2 separate regions of the Homo sapiens genome follow, and region 1 is linked to region 2. A link is an interaction called in ENCODE POLR2A ChIA-PET data of the cell type or tissue named here. Cell type or tissue: Panc1. All regions are shown on one strand. Each heading gives the region's core, and the rest is flanking DNA. Links, peaks and the distances in the headings are about the cores only.

Region 1 (9,104 bases), core at 108-2,607, 250 kb after region 2:
CGGAGTATCACTGTCACCCAGGCTGGAGCAGTGGGGCAAGCTTGGTTCATGCAACCTCTGCCACCCGGGTTCAAGCGATTCTCCTACTTCAGCCTCCCTAGTAGCTGGGATTACAGGTGCGCGCCACGACGCCCAGCTAATGTTTGTATTTTTAGTACAGAGGGGGTTTTGCCATGTTGGCCAGGCTGGTCTTGAACTCCTGATCTCAGGTGATCCGCCCGCCTCGGCCTCCCAAAGTGCTGGGATTCCAGGCATGAGCCACCGCACCTGGTCAATTTTTTTAGAGACAGTGTCTCACTCTGTCACCCAGGCTGGAGTGCAGCGGCATGATCATGGCTCGCTGCAGCCTCGAGCTCCTGGGCTTAAACGATCCTCCCACCTCAGTCTCCTCAGTAGCTGGAATTACAGGCGACAGCCACCACGCCTGGCACTTAAAATTTATGTCAGTGACAAAATTCCCAATTTAGCCCTGCCTACCTCTCTCCCTCCCCCTCTTCCAAACACACGATAGCCCTAGCAGTTCCCCAAATGCTGCAGCCTCCCTCTCACCCCCAGACTGTTTCCTCTGCCGGAAATGCCTTTTCTCGTGGATTACTTAGTCAACTCCTTATCTTGCCAGGAATACCAGAAATGTGCCCTCCCGTGGGAAGTCCATTCCTGGACTCTTCCTGACAGCTCTCGTCCTGAGCTGGCAGGTTGTAGTCTCTGTTGGGTAGAAGCCCCCTCCCCAGTCCGTGCTGGAAGACAGGCCCATTCGGGGTTAGGAGAGGGCGCTGAGGGGGCCCAGAGAGGGGAAGGGGCCCGGACTTACGTCCATGGGGAAGGGCAGAGCCAGTCAGTCCGGGAGCTGCAGAAGGAAGGTTCTGGGTCTCAGAGGCTGAGAGGCACCGTTAGACCGGGGTGCCCACCCTCCTTCCCTTTCCTGTTTGGGGAAACTGAGGCCATGGCTGGGCCGGAGGGTGGAATTCGGGAAGGGGAATGGGGGGCGGGGGATCCGAGGCGGCGCCTTCCTCGCAGGCTCCAGCGCGCCCCAGGCCACTCCCCTCCTCAGTCCCCACACTCCGGGCTTCCCCAGTCGGTCAGCACCCATCACCTGCACCCTCGGGCCGCGGGCAATTCACGGATTCCGCGCCAAGCTAGGTCCAATCGTCCGAGGGACCGGCCCCGCCCAGAAGCCGTTCGCGGCATCCCGCTGTTGCCATGGTGACCAGAGCGGTGTTTGTACGGCGGCTGCCGAGGCCCAAACTCCCTCTTCCCGCCTCGCGCCTCCCTCTTCCCGCCTAAGCTTCAACTGTCACCGGCTCTGCGCCGCCGCGGCCCTCGGGGCTTTCTCGCGGGGAGCGAAGGGGAAGAGCGAATCCCGCCGCCGCCCGCCTGGGTCGGATCCTCATCAGATGCCGGACGTTGGAGGAGGCACCGGGTTCTGGGGCGCCACAGGAGGATTGAACCCCCAGGCTACACCCACCACTTGGATGTATCTCCGGCCAAGCCACTGAGCATCTGCAAAAGGGAGAAACGCCTGCCGCTCAGGGATATTGTAAACATCAATGCTACTTTTTATATTTTATTTATATTTATTTATTTATTTATTTATTTATTTATTTATTTATTTTTGAGACGGAGTCTCGCTCTGTCGCCCAGGCTGCAGTGCAGTGGCGCGATCTCGGCTCACTGCAACCTCCGCCTCCCGTGTTCAAGTGATTCACCTGCCTCAGCCTCCCGAGTAGCTGGGATTACAGGCGCGCACTACCACACCCGGCTAATTTTTGTATTTTTAGTAGAGACAGGGTTTCGCAATGTTGACCAGGCTGGTCTCGAACTCCTGACCTCAAGTGATGCGCCCGCCTCAGCTTCCCAAAGTGCTGGGATTATAGGCGTGAGCCACCGCGCCGGGCCCGGTTCTTTTTTACTGATTTATTTATTAATTGATTTATTTATTTTTTGGAGACAGATTTTCGCTCATCTCCCAGGCTGGAGTGCAATGGTGTGATCTTGGCTCACTACAACCTATGTCTCCTGGGTTCAAGCGATTCTCCCGCCTCAGCCTCCCGAGTAGCTGAGATTACAGGCGACTGCCACCACGCACACCTAATTTTTGTATTTTTAGTAGAGACGGGGTTTCACCATGTTGGCCAGGCTGGTCTCGAACTCCTAACCTCAGGCAATCCCGCCCGCCTTGGCCTCCCAAAGTGCTAGGATTACTGGCATGAGCCACTGTGCCCAGCCTTTTTTTCTGAATTTTTAGAGATGTGGTCTTGCTATGTTGTTAAGGCTGGTCTTGAACTCCTGGGCTCAAGCAGTCCTCCAGCCTCAGCCTCCCAGGTAGCTGGGATTACAGGCATAAGCCACCTTCAGTAGGATCTGCTGAAGCTTCCTGAACCAGTGTGTAGGGTCTCACATTTCCACAGCTTTGCAGTTGCTGATCCCTCTGCCTGGAACACCCTCTGTCTTCCCCTCAAACCTCTTCCTCATCCCTCAAGCACGTCCTCAGTTTTGCCTCTGTGAGGTCTCCCTGCCAACCTCAGGCAGAGGTGGCTGCTTTGGACTGTGAATTCCCACAGCATCCTACAGATACTGTTGTTCTCGCACTTCTCACAAGATACTTGAATTCCTCACTTCCATGTCTGGCTCCACAATTAGACTGCAAGTGTCTGGGGCCTGGTCTGAGTCATCTCCGTATCCTGAGCTCTAGTACTTGGCCTAGCCCTGGGAGCCTTGGTGAATACTCACTGATTCTTTTTCTTTCTTTCTTTCTTTTTTCTTTTCTTTTCTTTTTTTTTTTTTTTTTTGAAACGGAGTTTTGCTCTTGTCGCCCAGGCTGGAGTGCAATGGTGTGATCTCAGCTCACTGCAACCTCCGCCCTGGATTCAAGCAATTCTCCTGCCTCAGCTTCCAGAGTAGCTGGAAGTGCCACCATGCCCAGCTAATTTTGTATTTTTAGTAGAGACGGGGTTTGTCCATGTTGGTCAGGCTGGTCTCGAACTCCCGACCTTAGGTGTTCTGCCCGCCTTGGCCTCCCAAAGTGCTGGGATTACAGGTGTGAGCCACTGCGCCTGGCCTGTTTTTTTCTTTTAATAAAGTAGACATGGGGTCTCACTATGTTGGCCAGGCTAGTCTCCAACTCCTGCCTCAAATGATCCTCCCACCTCGGCCTCCCAGGTTGCTGGTATTACAGGCCAGAGCCACTGCACTCAGCCAATACTCACTGATTCTATGAATGAATTGAAACCAAACACCATCCACGAATGAAGCATTGTTTTCCACACGTCCTAATTTCCTTGGCTTTCAAGGCACTCAGACCTCCCCGTTTCATTCCTAACCTTTTTAGATCACACACACACAGACACTTGCACACACCCACACATGCACGCTCACACAAGCACCCCTCTCTATGGAGGCCTCCGACTTCCTAAACGATGGCTGAATCCTGGCATTTTCCCCTAAAAACAATGCCACCATATACCTATTTTTGTCCATGTTCTCCACCCCAACATACCTCACCACAGCTGCTGCTCCTGGGGTTTCCTACACCATGAGGCAGCCACGGAAACTGCCAGGGGCTGTGTCCCTGGATCCAAATCTTCCCTCCCACTGTCAACCATACTGAGGTGGTCTCAGCCACCCTCTTGGCCACCCCTGGCCCTCTCAGAGGGCGTTTCAAGCCCAGAAAACAGAAGTCTAGCTGTTGCTAATGTCACCATTATTGATCCTAAAGAAGATTGTCTTCTTAGGCTGTCTTCCGGTTTTTGTTTTTGTTTTTGTTTTTTTTGAGACAGAGTCTCACTCGGTAGCCCAGGCTGGAGTGCAATGGCACAATCATGGCTCACCACAACAGCCTCGACCTCCTGGCTCAAGGGATCCTTCCACCTCAGTCTCCCAAGTAGCTGAGACTACAGGTGCATGCTACGACACCCAGCTAATTTTTAAAATTTTTTGTATAGACGGGGTCTCACTGTATTGCTCAGGCTGTTTTTGAACTCCTGGGCTCAGGCGATCCTCCTGCCTCAGCCTCTCGAATTGCTGGGATTACAAGCGTGAACCACTGTGCCCGGCCTTGGGCGGTCTTATTGTCTGATGGAATCCTGAGGACCAAGTTGAGGCCAGTTCTCACCTCAGCCCTACAAAAGGCCTCCAGGAACACATATTCTGCATATTCTGCCAACAGAGAGACTTCAGCCTTGGCAAGGCCCCTGGACACGTCCGTGGCCTGCAGTGCCCAGACTCGCTGGTGCTGGTGTTTTGTTCCTACCATGGGCTCATACATTATGCAGGAGCACGGGCAGTGCCCCAGGCTTGTGTGTTGCCAGGCAAGCCAAGACAAGGGATGATGTATGCACCCCACTTTGCCAAGGCCCCATTTCTTTTCTTTCTCTTTTTTTTTTTTTTTGAGATGGAGTCTTGCTCTGTTGCCCACGCTAGAGTGCAGTGGTGCGATCTCAGCGCACTGCAACCTCTGCCTCCCAAGTTGAGTGATTCTCCTATCTCAGCCTCCCAAATAGCTGGGATTACAGACGCATGCCACCATGCCCGGCTAATTTTTGTATTTTTAGTAGAGACAGGGTTTCACCATGTTGGCCAGGCTAGTCTTAAACTCCTGACCTTGTGATTTGTCCACGTCGGCCTCCCAAAGTGCTGGGTTACAGATGTGAGCTACTGCGCCTGGCTGTGCCGAGGCCCCACTTCTATCCACATCACAACATTTGCTGGGGGCAGAGAAAAACTGACTTCACAATAGCCAGCTAACCGCAAAGTCTCCTCTCCCGAAGTTGGAAGCTGGAGATGTCAGATGTATCATATGTAGTTCCGCACTTCCCCTAGGAAAGGGCAGACAGGATTGTATACTTCCAATAATCGTGGGGTGGGTGGGAGATCAGAGATGCAGAGTTCCCAGAAGATGAAAGAAGCTTCAGCAGGCTTGGACGTGGGAAGGGACCTGGCAGTTCTGATTCTGATCTAATACTTTCAGCTGCCTCCAATGGACATCCAACGATATCATCTCCCAGAGATTAAGAAGAGGTTCACCAGCCTCCTTAGTATAAAATGAAAGGCTTGTGTTTAGGTAATTACCCTGGGGGAATAAAGAAGCAGTGCTGAGCTAGAGCTGGTGTCAACAGAGGCCTCTCCACAGACTTTATCTTACTTAATCCTTACAGGAGGCACGAGTGGCAGAAACAATTACTTCCATCTTATAGGTTGGAAATAATAATGGCCCAGTTGGAAACAAAACGAAAAAAACCTTTAGGCCAGTGCAGTGGCTCACGCCTGTAATCCCAGCACTTTGGGAGGCCAAGGCAGGCGGACCACCTGAGGTCAGGAGTTTGAGATCAGCTTGGCTAGCATGGCAAAACCCCATCTCTACTAAAAATACAAAAATTAGCTGGGCATGGTGGCAGGTGCCTATAATCCAAGCTACTTGGGAGGCTGAGACAGGAGAATTGCTGGAACCCATGAGGTGAAGGTTGCAGTGAGCCAAGATCGCACCACTGCACTCCAGCCTGGGTGACAGACAGAGACTCCGCCCCCAAAAAGAAAAAAAAATAGCTGGGCGTGGTGGTGCATGCCTGTAATCTCAGCTACTCGGGAGGCTGAGGCAGGAGAATCACTTGAACTGGGGAGGCAGAGGGCAGAGGTTGCAGTGAGTTGAGATCATGTCACTGAACTCCAGCCTGGGCGAGAAAAAAAAAAAGCCTTTAGAACCAGGAAAGATCTGGATTTGAATTCTAGTTCTGCCACAGTATATCTGTGCAACCCTGGACAAGTCAATTGACCTCACTGAGCCTCAGTTGTACTCATGTGGAAAGTGGGGATAACCCTCAGGGACTGGCAGGGCTTTCTGTGATTATTTGAGAAAATGTATGCAAGGCACATGGCATAGAATGAAGGCTCATTAAAATATATAGCCAGGTGCAGTGGTTCATGCCTGCAATCCCCCAGCACTTTGGGAAGCTGAGGTGAAAGGATCGGTTGAGCCCAGGAGTTCAAGACCAGCCTCAGAAACATAGTGAACTCCATCTCTACAAAAAAAAAAGAAAAATTAGACATGCATGTTTTCTAATTTTCATGTGTATTTATGGTCCAACTACTTGGGAAGCTGAGGTGGAAGAATCTCTTGAGCCCAGGAGTTTTTTTGTTTGTTGTTGTTGGTGGTGGTTTTTTTTTTTTCTTTTGGAGGCGAAGTTTCACTCTTGTTGCCCAGGCTGGAGTGCAGTTGTGCGATCTTGACTCACTGCAACCTCTGCCTTCTGGGTTCAAGCGATTCTTCTGCCTCAGTCTCCTAAGTAGCTGGGATTACAGGCACCCGCCACCACGCCCAGCTAATTTTTGTATATTTAGTAGAGACAGGGTTTCACCATGTTGACCAGGCTGGTCTTGAACTTCTGACCTCAGGTAATTCACCCGCCTTGGCCTCCCAAAGGGCTGGGATTACAGGCGTGAGCCACCACGCCAGGGCTGAGCCCAGGAGTTTGAGACTACAGTGAGCTATGATTACACCACTCCACTCCAGCATGGGCAACAGAGTGAGACACTATCTCAAAAAAAAAAAAAATTATAGGCCACGTACAGTGGCTCACACCTGTAATCCCTGCATTTTGGGAGGCTGAGGCGGGTGGATCACCTGAGGTCAGGAGTTTGAGACCAGCCTGGCCAACATGATGAATACCCAGTCTCTACAAAAAATACAAAAATTAGGCTGGGTGTGGTGGCTCTCACCTGTAATCCCAGCACTGCGGGAGGCCGAGGCAGGCGGATCACTTGAGGTCAGGAGTTCGTGACCAGCCTGGCCAACATGGTAAAACCCTGTCTCTACTAAAAATACAAAAATTAGCCGAGCATGGCGGCACGTGCCTGTAATCCCAGATACTCAGGAAGCTGAGGCAGGAGAATTGCTTGAACCTGGGAGGCAGAGGTTGCAGTGAGCTGAGATTGCACCACTGGACTCCAGCCTGGGTGACAGAGGAAGACTCCATCTCAAAAAAAGAAAAAAACCCAAAACCAAAAAGCAAAAATTAGCCAGGCACGGTGGCACATGCTTGTAGCCCCAGCTACTCAGGAGGCTGAGGTGGGAAGATTGCTTGACCGCTGGGGGCAGAGGTTGCAATGAGCCGAGATTGCGCTAGATAGATAGATAGATAGATAGATAGACAGACAGACAGACAGACAGACAGACAGACAGATGACACAACAGGCAGGGCATGGTGGCTCATGCCTGTAATTCTAGCTACTTAGGAGGCTGAAGAGGGAGGATCAGTTGAGCCCAGGAGTTCAAGGCTACAGGGAGCCATGATCATGCCACTGCACTCCAGCCTGGACGACAGATCGAGATCTCATCTCTAAATATATACATTTTGAATGACTATTAATGAATATCACAATGCGTATGTGTATAGCAACTGTGCTTTACACAGATCTCATTTAATCACCCCAGCAGCCCCAGGTAGAGGTGCTGCTGTTTCATTGATGAGGAGCCCAAGGCTCAGAGGAGTTGAATCCCTTGCACAAGGATGCCAGGCTAGTGACTGGCAGAAGCAGGACTTAGGCCTGGCAATGGGACTTGGTGTGTGCTCAGTGGAGGCTCAGAGAGGTTGTGAAATTTGGCCAAGGTCACACAGCCAGTCTATGTGAGAAGAAAGGGATTGGACCCTTAGCTGTCTGACTCCAATCACCTGCTGTGCCCTCAGCTTTTTCTGGTGTGCAGATAGAGGGTGGGACTGGCATTGCTTGGGACAGTCCCTAACCTGGGACAGGTAAGTAAAAATACTAAATAATAAATGCTCTGGCACGCCAGCCAGGACTTGCCCCAGAGCCCAGGCGGGGGGAATCGGACCCTTCCCTGGGTATCATGTGGGAAACAGGCCACTTCTGGCCACTTATTGTTTACTTATTCACAGCCTTTGATGATATCACACTTGCACACCTCCGCAGGGCACCCGGTGGAGAGGATGAGTGAAACAGCCTGTGGGCGGCAGAACCTGGAAGAACAGAGAACGGTAAACTCAAGGCCAAGGGTAAATTGGGTGGCGGGTCTCTAAGGACTGCCTGGGGGTGAAACTCACCTGGGGAGACAGGCTAGGGGAAGGAAAGATGGTGGCCAAAGTCACAGAGGCTTGGATGGGCCCTCCTATACCCCTGCCCTGCACTGCCCCTCCACACGTGGTGGACTGCCTAATGCTCTATGTTTTGTTTGTTTTTGTTTTGTTTTTGAGACAGGGTCTCCCTCTGTCACCCAGGTTGGAGTGCAGTGGCGCGATCATGGCTCACTGTGGCCTCCACCTCCCTAGCTCAAGCGATCCTCTCACCTCAGCCTCCTAAGTAGCTGGGACTACAGGCACACAGCACCACGCCCAGCTAATTTTTTTGACTTTTTGTAGAGAGGAGGTCTCACTGTGTTGCCCAGCCTGGCCCCATGCTTTCTGGCTGCACACCCAGGCCAGGACAGGCTGGTGTGTCTCCCTTCCTCTGCTGGGATGTCCTGAACACCCATTGACCACCCGACAAGGGTTCAGAGTATGTGGTGCATCCCATCTTGGGTTTATTTTAGGTGGTATGTCAGCAAGAAGACACACACACACACAAACACACACCACACACACAAACACACACAACACACACACACACAAACACACACCAAACACATCAACACACACACCATACACACACCACATAAACACACATACCACACACAAATACACACACACACCACACAAACACACACACCACTCACCACACACATACCACATACACCACACACACACCACATACACCACACACACACACCACACATACCACACACACCACACACACACACCATACACACCACACAAACACACATACCACACACACAAATACACACACACCACACATGCACCACACACACACCACACACACTACACAAACACACCACACACCACACACACCATACCCACGCACACCACACACACAAACCACACACACACACACCACACACACAAACACACACAAACACCACACACACACCCCATACACCCACCCCACACACACCCCACCACACACACACCACACACATCACACACACACCACACACACACCCTGAACAAGCTACTCTCTTTCTCTTTCCAATTCCCTTT
Region 2 (9,676 bases), core at 3,637-6,136:
CACCACTGCACTCCAGCCTGGGCAACAGAGCGAGACTCCGTCTCAAAAAAACAACAACAAAAAAGAAAGTTCAGAGGATTAGAGGTAATGATAATTTTTTTCCTTAAAGAGAAATTTATCGGTAAAGCTGAGTTATGGGCTTTGTCAGATGTAATTACTTTTTGGACATTTAGTTTTTGACTTTTTTTTTTTTTTATACTGTGTGTGTGCTTCGTGTATCTTGGTGAAAATCTTTGTGCGTGTAGCTTTTATTGTTGGTATATAACTTTTAAAAAACTGATTTCTTTTTATGTTTTCACAAGTGGAATGAATTCAAAGGCTATGTATGCTGTTTGTTAAAACAGAGTGTTTGAAGCCTTAGACTTATGATATTATAGAAGCTAAACAGTGACTCTAAAGTAGTTCAGTAAACAATTCCTCTTCTTCAAAGGTAGTTTGCTAGTGACAGAATTGTAAGTAGAGCCTAATTTCCCAGCTGGTAACTTGATGACATTTTTGGTATCCGTCCTTATTGAAATACTCTATGGGCTACGGATTTGTAAAAATCCTATTCTTCTCTCAGACATTGTAGTTTCTTTTTTTTTTTTTTTTTTTTTAACTTTTAAATTCAGGATACAAGTGCAGATTTGTTACACTGGTAAACTTGTGTCATGAGGGTTTGTAGTATAGATTATTTTATCACCCAGGTATTAAGCCTGGTACCCATTGGTTGTTTCTCTTGATCCTCTCCCTCCTCCCACCCCCCACCCTCCAAAAGGATCCAGTGTGTTTTGCTCCCCTTGTAGTTATTTATTTATTTATCTATGAGATGGAGTATCTCCCTGTCACCCAGGCTGGAGTGCAATGGCGCGATCTCAGGTCACTGCAGCCTCCACCTCCCAGATTAAAGTGATTCTCCTGCCTCAGCCTCCCGAGTAGCTGGGATTACAGGAGCGTGCCACCATGCCCGGCTAATTTTTTGTATCTTTAGTAGAGACGAAGTTCCACCATGTTGGCCAGGCAGGTCTCAATCTCCTGACCCCGTGATCTGCCCTCCTCGGCCTCCCAAAGTGCTGGGATTACAGGTGTGAGCCACCACGCCCAGCCTTCTGGTTTCTTTTATTATCAATTTTTTCTCATACCTTAGAAATGAAACTGTCAGACCCTTTGTGATTTGTTGTTTACGTATGTATTGGCTAATTATGGTAAATAGCACAGTTGAAAATGTTTTGCAAAAATTGAGTTTTTTGTTTTGTTTTGTTTTTTGAGACAGTCTCGCTCTGTCACGCAGGCTGGAATGCACTAGTGTGATTTCACTGCAACCTTTGCTTCCCAGGCTAAAGCGATCCTCCCACCTCAGCCTCCTGAGTAGCTGGGATTACAGGCATGTGCCACTGTGCCCAGCTAATTTTTGTATTTTTCGTAGAGATGGGGTTGTACCATGTTGCCGATGCTGGTCTCGAACTCCTGGGCTCAAGTGATCTGCCTGCCTTGCCCTTCCAAAGTGCTGGGTAATTACAGGGAAGAGCCACCTCGCCCAGCAAAAATCTAGTTTTTAAAGGCATTGTTAATATACTAATGGTATTCACTATTGTGTGCTTGTTCTTGTGATTAAAAAATAAGGGGAGAAAAGTTGTGGTTTGCTACCTTTCTAGTGGAGGCATGCCTTGCATGTGGTAGATGATAATTAGACATTTGTTGAACTAAATGTGTGATTATGGCTCCCCAAAACTTCATCCCAGGGAAATGATGATAATGTGAATAAGAGGCTTTCCTCCAGTGGGATACCTAGATGATAAGTAGAAGCCTATATCCTGTTTTTACTCGATTGAGGCTTTATCCGTACCCCTTGGAAGTTGTTTAATTTACCTACACCCAGGCTCTTTACCTGCATGTTGAAAACAGTTTGGAATGGACCCAAAGAAAGTTGTTACTAAGGCCTTTCTTTTTTCTCTCCCAGCCAGTCCTCTGGAATGAGGTGTTCAGCTGGCCTAGGGTTATTCATTTCTCGTTTCCTTCAGCAAATATTTTTTTGAGGGTCTGTTATGTGCCAGGCACTCTGCTGGGATTTGGAATATAGAGTTGAACAAAAGAGCGATAGGACCTATATTCCCTGAGCTTTTATTGACCAGTGGACTGTGACTTTTGATGTAATTTTATTTTTGAGAGAGGGTCTTGCTCTGTCACCCAGGCTGGAGTGCAGTGGGGTGATCTCGGCTCACTGCAACCTCCACCTCACGGGCTCCAGTGATTCTCCTGCCTCAGCCTCCCGAGTAGCTGGGACTACAGGTGCACACCACCTTGGCTGGCTAGTTTATGTAATTTTTTGTGTGTCTGTGGAGACAGGGTTTCACCATGTTGCCCAGGCTGGTCTCAAACTCCTGAACTGATGTGATCTACCCGCCTTCCAAAGTACTGGGATTACAGGCATGAGCCACCATAATAATTTAATTATTATTTAAATAATTTTTAATTTTAAAAATTTAAAAATTATTTTAAAATTTAAAAATTCCTTTGCTTATTTATACTCAATGGACAACAAAATGTTTATATATTCACAGAGAGATCGATGTCTTATTGTGATGAGTCTCGACTGTCAAATCTTCTTCGGAGGATCACCCGGGAAGACGACAGAGACTGAAGATTGGTCACTGTAAAGCAGTTGAAAGAATTTATTCAGCAACCAGAAAATAAGCTGGTAAGTATAGTATGTTTGGAAATATGAGGATTTTTGTGTTTCCATAATAAACTAGGTAATGCTACCTTGAGTAGTTTAAGAATGGGGAAAGTCTGTATTATGATGATCAAGAACTTAATGCTCTCTAATATGTAATTTCTTTTTCTTCTTAAAGACAAGATCTTGCTCTCGCCCAGGCTGGAGTGCAGTGGCACAATCATAGCTCACTGCAGTCTCAAACTCCTGGATTCAAGCTGTCCTCCCGCTGTGGCCTCCTGAGTAGCTGGGACTTCAGGCATGTGCTACTACACCTGGCTGAGGTGGAAGAATCACTTGAGCCCAGGAATTCAGGGTTGCAGTGAGATATGATCACACCTCTGCATGTCAACCTGGGCGACAGAGGGAGTCCTTGTCTCTTAAAACAACAACAGAAATGTAACAAAGTATGGGAAGGGTTAAATTTTTTTCTTCACTTTCTTTACACCAATTAAGAACTTGATATGGGCCAGGTGTGGTGGCTCATGCCTGTAATCCCAGCATTTTGGGAGGCCAAGGTGGGCGGATCACCTGAGTTCAGGAGTTCGATACCAGCCTGCCCAACATAGTGAAGCCCCATCTCTACTAAAAATACAAAATTAGCTGGGCGTGGTGGCACATGACCGTAATTCCAGCTACATGGGAGGCTGTGGCAGGAGAATCGCTTGAACCCAGGAGACGGAGGTTGCAGTGAGCTGAGATCACGCCATTGCACTCCAGCCTGGGCGAAAAGAGTGAAACTCCATCTTAAAAAAAAAAAAAAAGAACTTGACAATGAGCAGGAGAAAATTAATGAAAATGGTCTAGTGAGGCAGATGACACTTGGATCAAAGCAAGTTTCTCCTCCTTCCAAATTTTATTATGAGTAGTTTCAAATATATAGCAAGTTGAAAGAATTTGACATTGAATCTGTTAAACCCATCATCTAATTTTTGTCGTTAATGTTTTGCCCTAAATACTGCCTTGTCACATATCTCTCCATCTATCCCTCCATCCATCAGTCAATTTTTCAAATGGATTTCAAAGTAAATAAAACAAGCTTTTTGAGTTTATTTTTTTGTTGATGATCACAGCTCTATGTTTCCAGTGGGTGAATTTCTTTCATAGGCTGAAAGGAAACATGACATTCCTGATACATGCTCATTGGGGAGTGGGAATAATAAAGAAAGTAAAGTACTGTTGAATTAGAATTTGGAGGGAAGACAAGTAAAAAAGTACACAATGCTATTCTTAAAAGTATAGGAATTTGAAGTTTTTATAAATGTGTTTTCTTTTAAAGGTACTAGTTAAACAATTGGATAATATCTTGGCTGCTGTACATGATGTGCTTAATGAAAGGTAAGTAACTAATAATGGTTCGGTTTAAATGACTTTAAAATATATTTTTAGAAATTACTTAACAATACACAAGAAGACAAACCCACTGGCTTTGTTTATGAACATCTATTGACATTTCAGTGGGTCTTGTCATTTTTATCTGCATTAATTATGTGTTAATTACGGTTGAATACAAATGGAATCCACTTGAAAAGAATATTTATTTTTTGAGCCAGAGTCTCACCGTGTCGCCCAGGCTGGAGTGCAGTGGTGCGATCTCAGCTCACTGCAACCTCCACCTCCCGGGTTCAAGTGATTCTCCTGCCTCAGCCTCCCGAGTAGCTGGGACTACAGGCATGCACCACAACTGCCAGCTAATTTTTGTATTTTTAGTAGAGACAGGGTTTCACCATGTTGGCCAGGCTGGTCTGGAACTCCTGACCTCAGGTGATCCACCCACCTTAGCCTTCCAAAGTGTTGGGATTACAGGCATGAGCCACTGTGCCTGGCTGGAATATTTTATTTTTTTAATTTACTAGTCTCACTGGATAACTGAGTCTTGACTTATGGAATGGCATAAACTCTTGATGCAGGCATGAAGAATAAAATTAGTTTTTGTAAACTAGAGAATTTGAAACTGCTTAGAGAATAGAGGTAAAAAGGAATTTCCTTCTTTGGGTAAGAGTGGATCCAAACCATATATTCTCTGGCTATTAGCGTCTCCAGAGGTGTGTGGTCATTTTTTGTTATGGTGATTCCCAAAGATTTGCAGTGTTGGCAAGTACCCAAAATTTATCTCAGCTGGTCATAAACCTTAGTGCCTTTTGATGGTTTTGTTTTATAGAGTTACTTATTAAAGTTCTATGTAAATCATTACTGTTATCCTTTTAAGTTTCTGTATTTAACTATTACCATTTTTTATTTTATAGTCATTACATATTGGATATTATGTAGAATGTAGTTATGTATAGAGTGTTTTATCTAATTATTTGTTGCTGCCCTTTTCTGAGAGTTATTTAATACAGTTTGAGATGGAATTTAGCATTTTTGGGCCTTCCCTCACTGTTTGTAAATAATTGATTTTGTAAAAAGAAAGTAATGTCAGACAGATACTTGAGGGCAATGCAGGCTAGACAGAATGTAGTATTTAAAGTGGAGAAAATTTCAACCTTTTATGTAGTTTGAATAGAAATTTAAAAAACCACTTAAGACATTCTTTTGTAAGATGTATTACTCGTGTCATCATAGAAAACTTAAGCCTTTTGTGTGTGTTTTTTGTTTGCATTAAAATAAACACAGTAGCAAATTGCTTCAGGAGTTGAGACAGGAGGGAGCTTGCTGTCTTGGCCTTCTTTGTGCTTCTCTGAGCTATGAGGCTGAGAAGATCTTCAAGTGGAGTTTTAGCAAATTTAGCTCATCTGCAAAAGATGAAGTTAAAGTCCTCTACTTATGTGCCACCTACAAAGCACTAGAGACTGTAGGAGAAAAGAAAGCCTTTTCATCTGTAATGCAGGTAAGAATGAAGGGGGAAAATGCATGATGTACTTGGGAAGAAAATTGTCCCTTAACACATGTCCTTGGAGGGGAGCTTGAAGAAGGGAAACATAGAATAGGGGTTATCTACTGATAGGAAATATGTTTTAAAAATTCCTCTTTCTCAGTTTGAGTAAAGGATACACTGTTCAAGGATCAGTGCTACATACATATATGCATATATGTGGAGAAAGAGGGAGAGATTTCTTCTAAGAAATTGGCTTACACGCCGGGTGCGGTGGCTCACGCCTGTAATCCCAGCACTTTGGGAGGCCGAGGCAGGCGGATCATGAGGTCAGGAGATCGAGACCATCCTGGCTAACATAGTGAAACCCCATATCTACTAAAAATACAAAAAAAATTAGCCGGGCGTGGTGGTGGGCACCTGTAGTCTCAACTAATTGGGAGACTGAGGCAGGAGAATGCCGTGAACCTGGGAGGCGGAGCTTGCAGTGAGTCGAGATCGCGCCACTGCACTCCAGCCTGGGCAACAGAGTGAGACTCTGTCTCAAAAAAAAAAAAGAAAAAAAAAAGATACACGTTGAAGTTAGATTTGAAATAAGTTAGTTTTAAGATTTTTTTCCTCAGCCAAGCGCGGTGGCCTATATGCCTGTAATCCCAGCACTTTGGGAGGCCGAGGTGGGAACATCATGAGGTCAAGGGATCGAAACCATCCCGGCCAACATGGTGAAACCCCGTCTCTACTAACAATACAAAAATTAGCCAGGCATGGTGGCACGTGCCTGTAGTCCCAGCTACTCAGGAGGCTGAGGCAGGAGAATCGCTTGAACCCGGGAGGCCGAGGTTGCAGTGAGCCGAGATCACACCATTGCCTGGGCAACAGAGCCAGACTCTGTCTCAAAAAAAAAAAAAAAAAAAAAAAAAGGATTTTTTTCCTCTTTGGTTTTTAGAAATGTTTTTTTGAGATTGCTTAGGACCAGAATGATTTGCAAATTTGAAAATAGGAACTCCACTAGGAATGCTGGATAGAAGAGTGCTTCACATTTGTAGAGGGAGACAAGAACTAAATATCACAACTTCTTTCTGAGCCTTTTGGTTTGCTAACGTGCCCCAAATTCTTATTCCAAATGGTATAAGATAATTATGTGTAAATGAATACCAGCTCTACTTAGTTTTATTTCACATTTGTGTATCTGAATATATTAAAACATCATTCCTTTTTTTTTTTTTTTTTTTTTTTTGATGCAGAGTCTTGCTCTGTTGTCCAGCCTGGAGTGCAGTGGCATGATCTCGGCTCACTGCAACTTCTGCCTCCCAGGTTCAAGCGATTCTCCTGCCTCAGCCTCCCGAGTAGCTGGTATTACAGGAGTGTGCCATTAGCCTGGCTAATTTTTGTATTTTTAGTAGAGATGGGGTTTCATTGTGTTGGCCATGCTGGTCTTGAACTCCTGACCTCAAGTGATCCTCCTGCCTCGGCCTCCCAAAGTACTGTGATTAGTGTCATGAGCCACCACACCTGGCCTAAAAGATCATTGATTTAGTTTTGAGTAAGATTTTAAGTGATTAAATTATGGTATTGTTGTGTTTGGAATATCTGATATTAGGGTTTTTTTTTAATATAGTTTTTGATATGCTTTATTTTGGGTATGTAGTTTAAAAAATATAAAGGAAATATAAGGAATGTTCTTTTTTTTTTTTTAAATAAAAAATGTATTTTTAACTGGGCATGGTGGCTCACTCCTGTAACCCCAGCACTGTGGGAGGCTGAGGCCGGTGAATTGCCTGAGTCCAGGAGTTTGAGACCAGCCTGGGCAACATGGTGAAACCCTGTTTCTATCAAAAAAAGGAAAAAAAATAAGTCGGGCATGGTGGCATGCATCTGTAATCCCAGCTACTTGGAGGCTGAGGCAGGAGGATCGCTTGTGCCTGGGAGGTTGAAGCTACAGTGAGCTATGGTCAAGCTACTGCACTCCATTATAGGCAACCCTGTCTCAAAAAAGCAAAACAAAACGAAACATTTTCCCCCTTGATTATAGAGGTTTGAGAAAAATTTGAGGGAGGATTCAGAAAATTACCTGTAACTGAACAGAATGCCACCAGCTTGGGCTTATTCTGCATGCATAATTATGAACATTTTCCCATCTCTTGTGAAAATTCTCACATTCATAGAAAGATAGATGCACCAGTAAAATAAATACCTGTAAATAACGATAATAATTTCATAATATATGCTTCACCTAGATTTACCAGTTACTAATATTTTGCTACAGTTTTATTTTCTCACACACTTTTGTTGAGCATCTGAAAACCATATACATGATGACAGTTCACCCCATAATGTTTTAGTATGCATCTCCCAAGAATAAGGTTTTTCTTCTGTATAACAAGAATATTGTAATCATACCTAAGAAAATGAATTTTATTACATATGTGTTCTATATTCAAATTTCTGTAATTACCCTTAAGATGTCTTTTAAATGATTTTTAGCATTGATAGTCTGTGCCTGTGTAGATTATAACATTGGCTATTGCAAAATAATGGTTTTCTTTTTCTCTCTTTTTTTTTTTTTGAGATGTAATCTTGCTCTATTGTCCAAGCTGGAGGGCAGTGGTGCGATCTCGGCTCACTGCAACCTCCGCCTCCCAGGTTCAAGCAGTTCTCTTGCTTCAGCCTCCTGAGTAGCTGGGATTACAGGCATGTGCCACTGTGCTCTGCTAATTTTTATATTTTTAGTAGAGATGGAGTTCATCATGCTGGCCAAGCTGGTCTTGAACTCCTGACCTCAGGTGATCCACCTGCCTCGTCCTCCCAAAGTGCTGGGGTTACAGGTGTGAGCCACTGCACCCAGCGTAAAATGATGGTTTTCTGATTCTAGCATTTCTTTTATAAGATTGCTATGTAAAGCGCAGCTTTTCCTTTTTTAGGGAAAAATGTTTTTTAACAGCTGCAAAATAAATATTCTTTCAATGGAATGACAAATAGTTATTTATTATTTTATTTTTGCCATATATTTATTTTAAAAATTTATGTATAATGGTAACCTGAGCCTGCATGTTATTCATGTGTGGTGCCATACTGATCTTCTTTAATTTTAATATGAAGCAAGTACTAATATACTAAAGCATAAATTATATAAAATTTGCTTTATATTTTGGATTGCAAAGTAATTGTTGTACTTTATAGAAAAGTTTCCCAAATCCATTTTACTTTTTTGTATTTGAAATTTAATCACAGGTAGAATCTTAAAGAGAGCATTTAGAGATATTGTAAACAGATGTTATTAAGGACTAATGTTAACTGATGTCAAAGGACTAATATTAACAAACATTGAAGAGGAGAAAGCAGTATTTGTTTTTAGCTTAACATCTTAGTGGAGCGAAATATTTTCAATTTATTTATTTATTTATTAATTATTATTTTTTTTGAGATGGAGTCTGGCTGTATTGTCCAGGCTGGAGTGCAGCGGTGCAGTCTCAGCTCACTGCAACCTCTGCCTCCTGGGTTCAAGCGATTCTTGTGTCTCAGCCTCCCAAGCAGTTGGGATTTACAAGTGAATTTTTTTTTTTTTTTAACTAAAACTACAGAATCTATTTTTCTTGGTCTCATACTCAGTTTTTTATGTAGTCAGTAAATAATGAACCTAATTTGCTTGTTTTCTCCCTATTTTGTTGAATGTTCACGGTTTGTAACTTTTATTTTTAAGCTTGTAATGACCAGCCTGCAGTCAATTCTTGAAAATGTGGATACACCAGAATTGCTTTGCAAATGTGTTAAGTGCATTCTTTTGGTGGCTCGATGTTACCCTCATATTTTCAGCGCTAATTTTAGGGTGAGTTCCTCATTCCGTTGTTCAGATCATGGGGTGAGGGGGATGGTTGTGTGTGTGAGGAACTGAGGAATCAGATGGAAAACAATGCCTCTGCTCCTTTGAATATAATCAGTGATATTTGAGGTTCCAGGGTTAAATGCCGCATTTTTCTTTCTGACGTTCGTACCTTAAAATATTTGAAGAAAATAAACTATTTCATTGTTGTCAGAAATGTAGTTCTTTTATTTTCCTGCCCCTCTCCCCTTTCTAAGTTTCTAGAATGTCAAGTAGGTAGAACATAGATGCTCCTTTTAGGATCTTTTGCTGTGAAATGGTCCACAGGTGAATGGCAGTAATATCTTAA

What was found. Peaks named below come from ENCODE experiments on the same cell type or tissue, not always from the same donor. Only the 100,000 strongest peaks of a DNase experiment are listed, where the experiment ranks them.
Region 1: POLR2A ChIA-PET joins it to region 2 with 6 read pairs; 2 of 35 experiments call an interaction of 5 or more read pairs at or near these places.

What each region holds. Positions count from the first base shown.
Region 1 is chr16:30,045,207-30,054,310 of GRCh38, reverse strand. It overlaps LOC112694756 (uncharaterized LOC112694756), which reads right to left and starts at 1,160. Exons shown (of 14, transcript NM_001365304.2): 1 at 1,094-1,160; 2 at 812-847. The coding sequence starts at 817. It also overlaps a transcript of TLCD3B not described here. RefSeq lists an enhancer at 1-757 and a silencer at 5,466-5,666. In Panc1, for the core only: no CTCF peak of the experiment used is centred there; a DNase peak (open chromatin) is centred at 1,217; H3K4me3 peaks cover 1,841 bases; H3K27ac peaks cover 2,079 bases.
Region 2 is chr16:30,294,223-30,303,898 of GRCh38, reverse strand. It overlaps the pseudogene SMG1P5. Among named protein-coding and RNA genes, the nearest start is that of NPIPB13, 51 kb to the right of the region's middle. In Panc1, for the core only: no CTCF peak of the experiment used is centred there; no DNase peak of the experiment used is centred there.